Linked DNA regions of Homo sapiens: region 1 is linked to region 2. Evidence: chromatin loops called from intact Hi-C (ENCODE). Cell type or tissue: Caco-2. All regions are shown on one strand. Links, peaks and the distances in the headings refer to the core of each region. The heading gives the core; the rest is flanking DNA.

What was found. Hi-C counts contacts between places; a loop is a spot of excess contacts. Peaks named below come from ENCODE experiments on the same cell type or tissue, not always from the same donor. Only the 100,000 strongest peaks of a DNase experiment are listed, where the experiment ranks them.
Region 1: it touches region 2 in a loop (3-fold over the local background); 13 of 110 quality-filtered maps call a loop at or near these places.

Annotation. Positions count from the first base shown.
Region 1 is chr11:75,461,047-75,466,417 of GRCh38, reverse strand. GDPD5 (glycerophosphodiester phosphodiesterase domain containing 5) reads left to right here. Exons shown (of 17, transcript NM_030792.8): 4 at 3,529-3,632. Among named protein-coding and RNA genes, the nearest start is that of KLHL35, 31 kb to the right of the region's middle. RefSeq lists enhancers at 1-268, 5,105-5,371. In Caco-2, for the core only: no CTCF peak of the experiment used is centred there; a DNase peak (open chromatin) is centred at 2,613.
Region 2 is chr11:75,530,083-75,535,453 of GRCh38, reverse strand. No RefSeq gene overlaps it. Among named protein-coding and RNA genes, the nearest start is that of GDPD5, 6.8 kb to the right of the region's middle. RefSeq lists a cis regulatory region at 44-1,230, a silencer at 2,953-3,032 and an enhancer at 2,990-3,806. In Caco-2, for the core only: a CTCF peak has its summit at 2,906 (motif pointing right); a DNase peak (open chromatin) is centred at 2,943.

The DNA.
Region 1 (5,371 bases), core at 87-5,086, 69 kb after region 2:
TGGAGCTGCTCCCCAGGCCACTTCCTCTGGCTACTTCCTCACCTTCCCCTTCCCTTCCTTCCAGTCCCTGCCATTCAGTGTTTTCCTCTGATTGTTCTTAGAGTGACCCCCGCTGCCTGCCTCCCTCTGTGCTGGGGCCTCTTCATCCCCATCTACAGGCTCACTGTGGCCTCCGGCTTCAGCTCCCAGGGCTTTAATCCCTAGGTTGCCCCAACCCCAGCTCATGCACTAGTTCTGATCATGGGGTTCCTGGCTCCTTGTTGCTTAGGCCCTGCCTGCATTCCTTCCATGCCTGGATGCCTCACCCCCAACCACCACCAGCTCTGGTCTTGGCTGGTTCCCAGGAGTGGGAGGTGCAGCCCCTCATTCCTGCCCTGCCTTGCTCCACTGTAAGGATCTGGACACTTGAGGACAATGGCCTTTAGGGCATAGGACCCTGGCTGCCATGGGCCCTCCCGGCCCCTGTGGTCTTCCTGGCCCCCTGTCAGCCTTGCCCCTGGGCCCTGCATCACCCCGGTCACAGGTCGTCTTCCCAGCGCCTACAGGAGGTGCTTTACCTTCCCGCCTCCAGGCTACTTGCCTGGGACCAGACCCATCCTAGGCCGAGGCTCACCCCTCGCCTAGGTCCCTCTCAGAACCTTCTCTGCTGGTCAGAGGCACACAGGCCTTGCCCCTGAGGAGGCAAAGTGGTCTCTGTGGACAGACAGCCATCTAACACTGCCAGCGTGGGCTCTATAGAAGACTAGGTACTTTTTTGTGGGAACTGGGTGTTAAGCCTCAGGGGAATCTCTCCTGGGTGGGTGTACTCATGCCAGGGTAGGAGAAAGGGTGTTTCCTCACCTATCATTTCATTATCAAATCTTTTCAAGTTCCTGTGCCATCTGGAACACGAAAACTGCCCAGATCTCAAGGCATTTATGTATAGCAGGGAGACCGACATGTATAGAGACAGTTCTAGAACTGTGGGGTCTGAGCCATAGGTGAGATGGCTGCATGGGTTACGGAGCTCTGAGGAGATGGGATTCACCCTGTGAGACAGGGGAGTCTTCAGGGAGGAGGCACTCTGGAAGGAGTAGTTTGCCTCATGGAGCAGAGAAAGGTTGCTTTCTAGATGGAGGCTCCAGCTGTGTGAAGGCTTGGGGTCTGAAGAGCCTGTTTGGGGAACCGTATGTAATTCTGTGCATGGGGCATAAAGCACAGAGCTGGCCTGGGCCAGACAGAGTGGGCCCTGACATCTACTGAGAAGCTCTTGCCAGTGGGACTCTCAAGCTGGGGTATGACGTGACCAGATGGGTGTCAGTCTAAAGACATGGTTCACCCTTTGGGAGACTCAGATGTTTAAGCTGGCCTGGGACTCACCAGCTGCACTCTGCAGGGAATGAAGGCTGTTATGAGCAAATAAGAATTTGAGGTGGCAAGACGGATTCTGAGAAGGACTAGTCCTGGGGTGCTGGCTGGAGGGTGGTGGAGAGACGGTCATGTGCAGACCCAGACTGCCTCCATGGGAGGCAGGACTGAGTCTAGGGACTCAGCCATTCTCTGGGTGGCAGCTCCTAGGGTTCGATTGCTCTAGAAGGGCACATGTCCTGCCCTGCTCCTAGCCAGGGTTTCCCTATTCCTGACCAAGGCTGGGCTTTGCTGTGCCTGGAACTGGAGCTTGTGCCATTCTGTGTCCAGCTGGGGCAGACACAAGTGGCCTACTCTCTGAGAAGCCACCACCTCCCCAAGCCTAAACCTGCTAGAAATACTGGGCCTCAGGGTGTCGTCACCTTTGCATCTCTGTTTATGTACGAAGTGAGGCTAAGCAAGGCAGTCGGGCTCTGCACATGACAAGGAGTGGTGGCAGCTGCTCACCCAAACATGAGTCGCCCAACTGAAGTGACCCACCTGGGACAGGAGGGTCACCCAGGCACCAGCCCTCTTGCCCAGGGCGAGGCACGGAGCAGGCCCTTAGTGGGTATGGAGTCATGGACCATTAGGGTGTGAAGGCCTTTCCTACGTTCTGGAGAGGCAGAGGATGTCACAGATACACTGGTAGTGTGCTGAGTGCTCACCAAGCCACCTGACTTGTATTATCTCATTTAATTCTCCATCAACCCCATGGCATAAGTACTAGTATTGCCCTCATTTCATAGAGGTGAAAACTGAGTCACAGAAAGAATGAGTACTTTGCCCAGAGTTACACAGCTTGTAAGTGGTGACAGGGATCTGAGGTTCCTGGGCAGACTGATGGTATCTTTGCATGGTGTGGGATGGAAGGATTCTGGACAGTGAGAAGACTTTCCCTCCTTCCTGCCCAATCCTGCATGTGGTCATAAAGTACTAGTAGAGTGGAAGTCGGCTCAGTCTCTGTCCTTGCAGAACCCACACTTGTCTGGGGGACACAGTGAGCAGGTCATGGTGTGCAGAGCGTGAGTTTAGACAGAGGGATGCCAATGCTGCGGGCGCACCGCGGCAGGCACGAGGGTAGCAGGGTGAATCCAGGGAGGCTTCACAGAAGCAGTGATATTTGAGCTGACTTGAAAGGTGAGTGGGAATGTTCAGGGAACAAGCCCAGAGGCAGTGGCCCTTCCAGGTTGCAGGAACTGGTTGTGTAGGTCGAAGCTGGAGAGGTCAGGGGGCCACACTCCTGCTTGGCTATCAGTAAGGAGCCATGAAGAGGTTAAACTGGGATGGTTTAGAAACATAGCAGGGAGCTCAGACGTAGGGCTGCCTCTGTGACTTTACACCCTCAAGGGAAATGTAGTCTTGGTTCTTCCTCACACTGACCTCCCCTCAAGGGCTGTTGACTTGTTCTGATGATCTCAGCAGTTTCCCGGGATGCAGGATATTCCAAGCTTTTTGTGCTTCCAAGATAAGGGGACGGATGAAAGCAGGGAGAAATTGGAGGGCCAGGAGGAAGTGCCTGCAGACGCCTGAGCTGGCCCCTCAGGAAACAGCAGTGGTGGTGTCAGTGTCCCCCGCCACCCCACTTCCACCTGGCTGGAGACAGGGGTATCTGGCCCAGTGGAGGCAGCAGAACATGGCACTTCTGTACTTCTTCCTTAATCCTCTGCTAACTTGCTGTGTGACCTGGGCAAGTCACTTGGCCTCTCTGGGCCTCAGTGTTTTTCTCGGTAGCACGGGGTAGAGGTGGAGAAGAAGAGTGCCTGCTTTGTAGGCATGTGTGTGAGGGATGTGACTTCACAGACTGCCGATCACTGTGCCAGCGCCAAGGGAGCCGTCCCCAGAATAGGGAGAGCAGTACACGATGGAAAGGCTGCAGACCACAGTAAAAAGAGCACAGCCCCAGGGGGGGAGGCCCTGACTGCCCCTGGCTCTCCACCTTTCTGTGACTTTGGGCTTGGTGATGGTGGACAGGTCACTTCCCCTCTCTGAACCTCAGTTTCTCCCAGGGTAAAGAGGGCAGGAATTCCTGCCTGGCAGGTTTGGCTACAAAGTGGGAGGGAGGAGGACACATTCTGGTGGGAGGCAGCCTAAGGGGCTGGCCCCTGACCCACTTAATCCCCTCCTCCTCTGCTCTTCCAGTGGGAGCGCCTCTGGTTCCTGCTCCTCACCTTCACCTTTGGCCTCACGCTCACCTGGCTTTACTTCTGGTGGGAAGTCCACAATGACTATGATGAATTCAACTGGTGAGTAGGGGCAGTGGGTGGGGGAGGAAGGGGCCCAGAGCTGGGTATCCAGTAGCTGGGACCTGGGGGCTGGAGTTAGAGCCTGTCTCCCAGGTTGGCCCTCTGAGCTCTGCCACCAGCTCTCTGTGTGGCCCTGGGCAGGGCCTACTCCCTGGGAGCCTCTGTCCTGCTCACCTCCAGGGCTTTGGTGAGGAGGCTGGTGTGGGACTATAGTGGGAAGTGCCAGAGGTATGGGTGAGGATTGTATCGCAGACTGGCAAGAAAGAGGAGGAGGAAACAGAGAGATCCATGCCCCGAGGGGAGTCCTACTGCGAACTCAGGGAAAGCTTCCTGGAGGAGGAGGCATGGGAACTGGGCCTTAAAGAATGACTGGGATTGAAACCTGGGGAACTTTAGCTGCTGGTCTTGGAGACCCCTTGGTGCTTGCATTGATGATTCAGCCTGCATTCCTGGCCTCCTGAAGAGGTGGAGGGGAGCCTCAAAGAACAAAGGCTTACAGGAGCCAAAGCCCACTGGGGAGACACAGGGCATTCCTTCCCGGTGCTGTGACCATGGACAATAGGAACATAAGGCTGGGCCAGGGCTCAACCGGGGCAGGGCCCTTTGGTTACCCCCTTTGTATACAAGAAATCTACAGCTCAGAGAGACCAAGGTCTCTGCAGAGGAGATAGCCCTGGATCCTAGGCCTCCTAACTCCCTTAGCTAGGCCCTGGGCAGGGCTGGCAGATGAGTTTGGGGACAGCTCAAGGTCCTTTGTGGGTACCTCAGATCCAAAGGCAGGGCCGTCTGAGCCACTTACCTGGGTACAGGAGGGGCACCTGTTTTTTCCTCTTCGCCATTCCATCGCCTGCCTTTTGCTAAGCAGTGGAGAGGTCATGGGAGGAGGGCAAGGACCCAGGGTTCTACTGACAGATAAGGAAACAGGCCCAGGTCACACAGCCAGTTGGGGACAGCTGGGGCTTGGAAGCCTGGCTCCTCACTCCCCATCCATTGCTGTTCCTTCCTTTTGATCAGATGTTCAGGTCAGCATGGCGATGAGCAAGTCTCTGGTGCTCTCTAAGCCTCTCCTTCTGTAAAATGGGGTAACTCTGACCTCATCAGGTCTTTCTGAGGATGAACTGAGATGATGGACACAACAGGGCTCAAAGCTCTACCTAAACATGAGGGCTGCTTCCTAGGAGACCACATCTCTAGCCGGAAGGCAGCATGATGTTAGCATTTGGGATTTTCAGGACCCTGGGCTTCTGACAGGCTGTGGTGTTAGGATTCTGTGATGATCCTGGGACTCTGCTCATGGAGCTGGGTGTCCACTTTTCCCCGTATGGCACCAGGCTGTGCCTCTCTTATTAATGAGCACAATCAAGAATATGCTGCGGTCCCACCCCTGCCCTGCGGCAGCCAAGCAAGATGAGCCGGAGCCCTGGCAGAGTCCCAGAGGTGGCCTCTGGCCTTTATTAAATGCCATAAATCAATTATTCATCTTTGCAGATGTCCAAAGCATGGGCACTGTCATGAGTAAATGGGAACGTTCCCTACTGGCCCTCAACTGCAGACCCAGACAGTTCCTCGGAACTGGAGTCTGCTGCCTAGAAGATCATCAAGTCTACCCCCATCATGTACAGATGGGGAAATGGAGGCCCAGAGAGGGTGAAGACTCATTCATGGTCACACAACCAGTTAGTGCCAAAAACATGAATTGAGGACAGACTGAAGAGACCAAGGCTTAGAGAGGTTAAGTA
Region 2 (5,371 bases), core at 221-5,220:
AACACTCCTCAAGGGGAGGGGGCAGGGTCTGATTGCATTTTGCATCTCTAGTGCCAGCCTCAGGTCTGGCATGGACTGGGCCCTCAGCACAGGTTCCTGGAACTGAGTTATTCTAGGAAGCCAGGGTTCCTATCACCACCCCCATGGTACTGGCTGGTTGGGGTATTTCTAATTTTCGGCCCTGAACAGTGCCCATGGGTGCCTCTTAAGCACATGATGAGAGGGGCAGGTGTCTTCTCTCAACTCTCCTCTTCCTTCCCCCTCCCCTGCTGCTCCTGGAGATAAGGAGGCCCCTCTGTTCTGAGAGGGTGTCAGGGCTATGTTTTGAAGGAAACTCTATCAACTTAACTGGTAGCTGTTCCCAACAGTGGAGGGGCTCAAAAAAAAAGAGCGCCAGTAGGGAGGGGACCCACCTGCATGGGTCCTTCAGTGGCCTCACCTTCAGGGGATAAAACCACAGTGTGAAAGTGTAAAAATGTTTAGTACTTACACACCCTGGAGGGCACAACAGAGGTGTCTCTGTCTCTCTCTCACACACGGACACACACACACACACACACACACACACACGTCAGGGAGTGCAGGCAGGAAGAGACAAGACCCATGGGCCACTGCCTATATTGGGTCGAGGGTGTCCAGCTTTCCCTCAGGGAGCTTTAATTGGTAGGTTTAAAGCAAGCAGGCACTAGTTCCAGTTGGTCACACTGTGACTGAGAGGTGGTCACTTCCAGTTGACAAGCTCATGTCTGAATGGTCCGTTTAAAGGAGAGAGCGGGAAGGCCAGGAGCCAGCCTGCTAGGTGGGAGAGAAGCCTCTAAGTTTTATCTCCAGCCACCAGCTGGAGCCATTCGGGTGGGGCATAGTATTGGAAACTGTGTCAAGGGTGACTGAGCCCTGCTTCTGGTATGAGAACGTTAAATTAAAACATGAATGCCAAGTACAGACCCTGCTGGGGAAGTCTGCAAGGTCAAAACTCTTTTCATAATGAGACTAAGGCATCATTTGCCTTTTTTGCTGGGTTGACATTTCCCTGACGGTGCAAAAGCCAACGTGGCGGCCTCCAATGCGATGTACAGGAAGTCATCGCATTTTTCACTGCCACGCCCTCATAGGAAAACACTGCCAACATCGACCAGGAAAGTCTTTGATGCAGCAATAAAAATGATCCCATTCACAATATACTGGTCCTTGAGTATACATCTTTTTAATATTCTGGGAAGCAACATAGAGCACTTCTGCCATATCCGATGCAGCACAATGGTTGTCTCCAGAAAAGCATTTGCACTTGTTTGAACTGTGAGCTTAACTAGTCACTTTTTTTTTTTCATGGAACACCATTTTGACCTGAAAGAAATACTGACAGATAAATTATGCTTATGCAGACTTGAGTCTCTGGCAGACATTTTCTCAAGAATGAATAAAATGAATCTGTCATTTCACAGCAAACTGACAGTATTTATTGCTAATGATGAAACCCAAGCTCAAGTGAAAATTGGAATTTTAGAAACCTTGTGTTCACCACTGTGACCTTGGCAGCTTCCCAATACTTAAAGACTTCTCTGATGAGATCGGTGTTGATATTAACTAATGTGATTTTTAAAACATAGTATACTAATATTTGTCAATATTTGAAAGACCTGCATAACTTGGTGAACCATTTTTTTCCAAACAGCCAGTGCATTAAGTTATAACATCATGCTTGGGCAAAAGATATATCCAAAATGCGAAAGAGTCTAATGTATTTTAATGTAATTGAACATAAAAATTTCATTGATAGGATTTCAGATTTTTTTTTTTTTTTTTGAGACTGAGTGCAGTGGCAGAATCTTGGCTCACTGCAACCTCCGCCTCCCGGGTTCAAGAGATTCTCCTGCCTCAGCCTCCCGAGCAGCTGGGACTACAGGCAGGCGCCACCATGCCCAGCTAATTTTTGTATTTTTAGTAGAGACGGGGTTTCACCATATTGGCCAAGCTGGTCTCGAACTCCTGACCTCGTGATCCACCCACCTCAGCCTCCCAAAGTGCTGGGATTACAGGCATGAGCCACTGCGCCCGGCTAGATTTCAGATTCTAATCACAACTAACCTTCAAAAAAAAAAAACAGCACTTGTCAAGTTTTGGCTAGTATCAAAAAAGAATAGCCAGGCTCAGTAGTTCACACCTGTAATCCCAGCACTTAGGGAAGCTGAGGCAGGAGGATTGCTTGAGGCCAGGAAAAGACCAGCCTGGGCAACATAGTGAGACCCCATCTGTACCAAAAAAAAGAAAAATGAGCTGAGTGTGGTGGTGAGTACCTGTAGTCCTTGCTACTTGGGAGGCTGAGGTGAAAGGATCACTTGAGCCCAAGAGTTTGAGGTTACAGTGAGCTATGATCATGCCACTGCACTCCAGCCTGGCCAACAGAGCAAGATCCTGCCTCTAAAAAATAAAAAAAAGAATAGCCACAATTATTTGAAAGGGCTGTTAACATATCCCTTTTACAACTATGTATTTGCGTAAGCCTGTATTTTCTTCATAAACTTCACTTAAAACAACATATTGCATCAGATTAAATGCAGAAGTGTGTTTGAAAATCCAGCTGTCTTCTATCAAGACATTAAAGAAATTTGTAAACATATAAAATAATGCCACTTTTCTCATTAATTTTTTATTTTGGGAAATATTTTTTCTAAAAATATGTTGTTACACTACATTTATTATTTTAATCATATAATATGAATATTTTAAAAACATATCAATTTAAATTTATATTACTGTAAATACCAATAGACATAAAACGTATAAACAGATGTTCTTTGGGGTCCTCAATAATTTTTAGGCAAGAAAAGGGGTCCCGAAACCATTAAGTTCCAGAACCAGCCCTTTAATGTTGTACCAACCAGTCTCAGACAGCAGGGGGCAGCAGAGGCAGCCAAATGAAGGCATTCCCTCTGCATTTCTACAGTTAAAGGTATTGAGTGCCTACTGGGTGTGGCCACACCCTGTGCTGCGACACAGAAATCAATCTGGCAAGTTCATGGTGGGGGTTGGAGGGAAGCAGTCCCCGGCAACTGACAATGGTGGGGACAAAGCAGATAGTTCTTCTAGTGAGCATCCAAAGGCTCTGGGGAAGGGTCAGCATGGCATTATGGTGACCTCGGTTATTCCCACTGGCTGGCGACAAGACCTGGTGGGAGAGGAAGCTTCCAGGATCTGGGGTCAGAAAGGAATGTGAAGCTCCCCAGCCTTGCAAGACTGGAGCCTGAACAGTGATCCAGGAGAATGAGAAAGGGGGTCAGGTATCTTTTTTTTTTTGAGACAGGGTCTCCCAGGGTGGAGTGAAGTGGCACGATCTCAGCTCTCTGCAGCCTCCACCTCATGCCTCATGCTTCCCAAGTAGCTGGGACTACAGGCATGCACCACCACACGTGGCTAATTTTTGTATTTTTAGTAGAGATGGGGTTTCACTATGTTGGCCAGGCTGGTCTCAAACCCCTGGCCTCAAGTGATCCATCCGCCTTGGCCTCCCAAAGTGCTGGGATTACATGTGTCAGCTACCCCACCCAGCCATGATATCATTTTTTATTAACTTGACACAGACATTTCCCAAAGCCCCCTCTACGAAGTGAGAAGGGGCTGCTTCAGCTCTGTCTCTCCTGTCCCCACTGTGGTCCTCACCCCCAACCCCCAAATACAGCCTCTCCTCAGTCCCAGGTCAGCTTCCTGCCCCTCCCTTATTCACAGAGCTTTAACTGAAGCCCTCCTCCAGGAACCAACACCAAAACCAAAACCCTCCTCTGCCTCTGCCTTCCCCGCCAGCTGCCATCCAACCATGTTGCCCTGCCAGCTGCCCTGAAAGGGGCTGTCCACCATGTCACCAAGTGAGCCCCTGCTCCTGCCTCCCACCCTATGCACATCACCCTTCCCAAGTCACCCACAGTCCCAATGGCCCACCCCAGGGGACACCTCCATCCTGGCCCTCCCGGCCCTGGCTAACCTCTCCCTGCACACTCTCCTCTCACTGTCTGCTCCCCTCTGTCCTCTTCTTCCCCTCAGAGGGCTCCTCCTCAGGCCCCTGCCCCTGCCCATCCCCTCCCTGTTGGTTTTCATCCGTGGTGAGCCACGCTTCCCTCCCAGGGGCTACTCAGCCTCTCCTCCCAAAGGCTGTCCATTCCCAAGAGGTGGACTCAAGCCCGGCCCCGCCCCCCAGAGCTCTACCGAGGAATATCCCATGTATCTCCCAATGGTCCCTCAAACTCACTGTGTCCCCAAGCCACATCATCACCTTTCCCCATACCTGCATCTCCAGGCTCCCCACCCCAGGAAATGGCACCACCAGCTGGGCCCTGGGAGTCACCCAGGCATTTCTAGCTCACTCTTGCCCTACGTGGACACAAATCAGTAGCTCGAGCCTCTTTCCCTGTAGATGTTCTGGGATGCCTCCCACCCACTTGGGCCACAGCCGGGGCCCAGGCTCAGACCCGCGCCTCTCCTTGTCACCTTGACTCTTAACACAGGCCCCAGTCTGTCTACCTCAGTGATCTCTGAGAAGCACATATGACCTTGTTGTCCCTGTGAAACCCTCCCATGGCTCCCCTCCACCCTCAGCACAGAGGCCAACTCTTGACTAAGACCTTGTGTGGCACGTCCCTCTGCCTGGCTCTCCAGCCACAGTCTCTCTTGACCTTTCGGCCTTGGTACTACAGAATTGATTTTGGTCTCCCAGATATACACCATGTACCTCAGGCCTCACTGACTGAACATTTGATCTTTTCATCCTTACCACCTTTGAAGTAGCCACTATTTTCTTTTTCTTTTTTTTCCCAACTGAGCTAACCGGCCTGAAGGAGCTACTATTTTCATCTCCCTTTTACCCACAGGAATCTCAGGCACAGAGAGGGAAGGTGACTGGGCCAGGATGTGCACCTGGCTCCCAAGCCCACAGCATCACAGCCCACAGTGCCCTACATCCAACCAGCTCTCCAGGCCAGGCAAGTGCCTCCAGCCCCTCTCCACTCCCCATTCCACATACACACTCTTACCAAATCCACCATGCGTTAAGCCAGGCTACAGCTCAGATGCTCACCCTGCACATGTGTCCCGGATCCCCTCGGGACCCCTACTTGACCTCCTTTGGCAATAAACTGGAACATAAAGTTTCCCCCAGGTGTACTGGGGTAGGTGTGGCCCCAGCTCCTACAGCCCTGTTATACATCAGCTGAGGTTAGTTGAGGCCACAGGGCCACTGAGGGCAGTGGAAGACCAGAGAGCAGGAGGGGCAGGCAGGTGGGGGTCCCAGGGATGCCCTCTGGATGTGCGTGAGTGGGCAGAGCAGGCTGGGTCCAAGCCAAGCTTCCCACTCCCCTTCACACTCCCTCCTTGCTAATGCTCC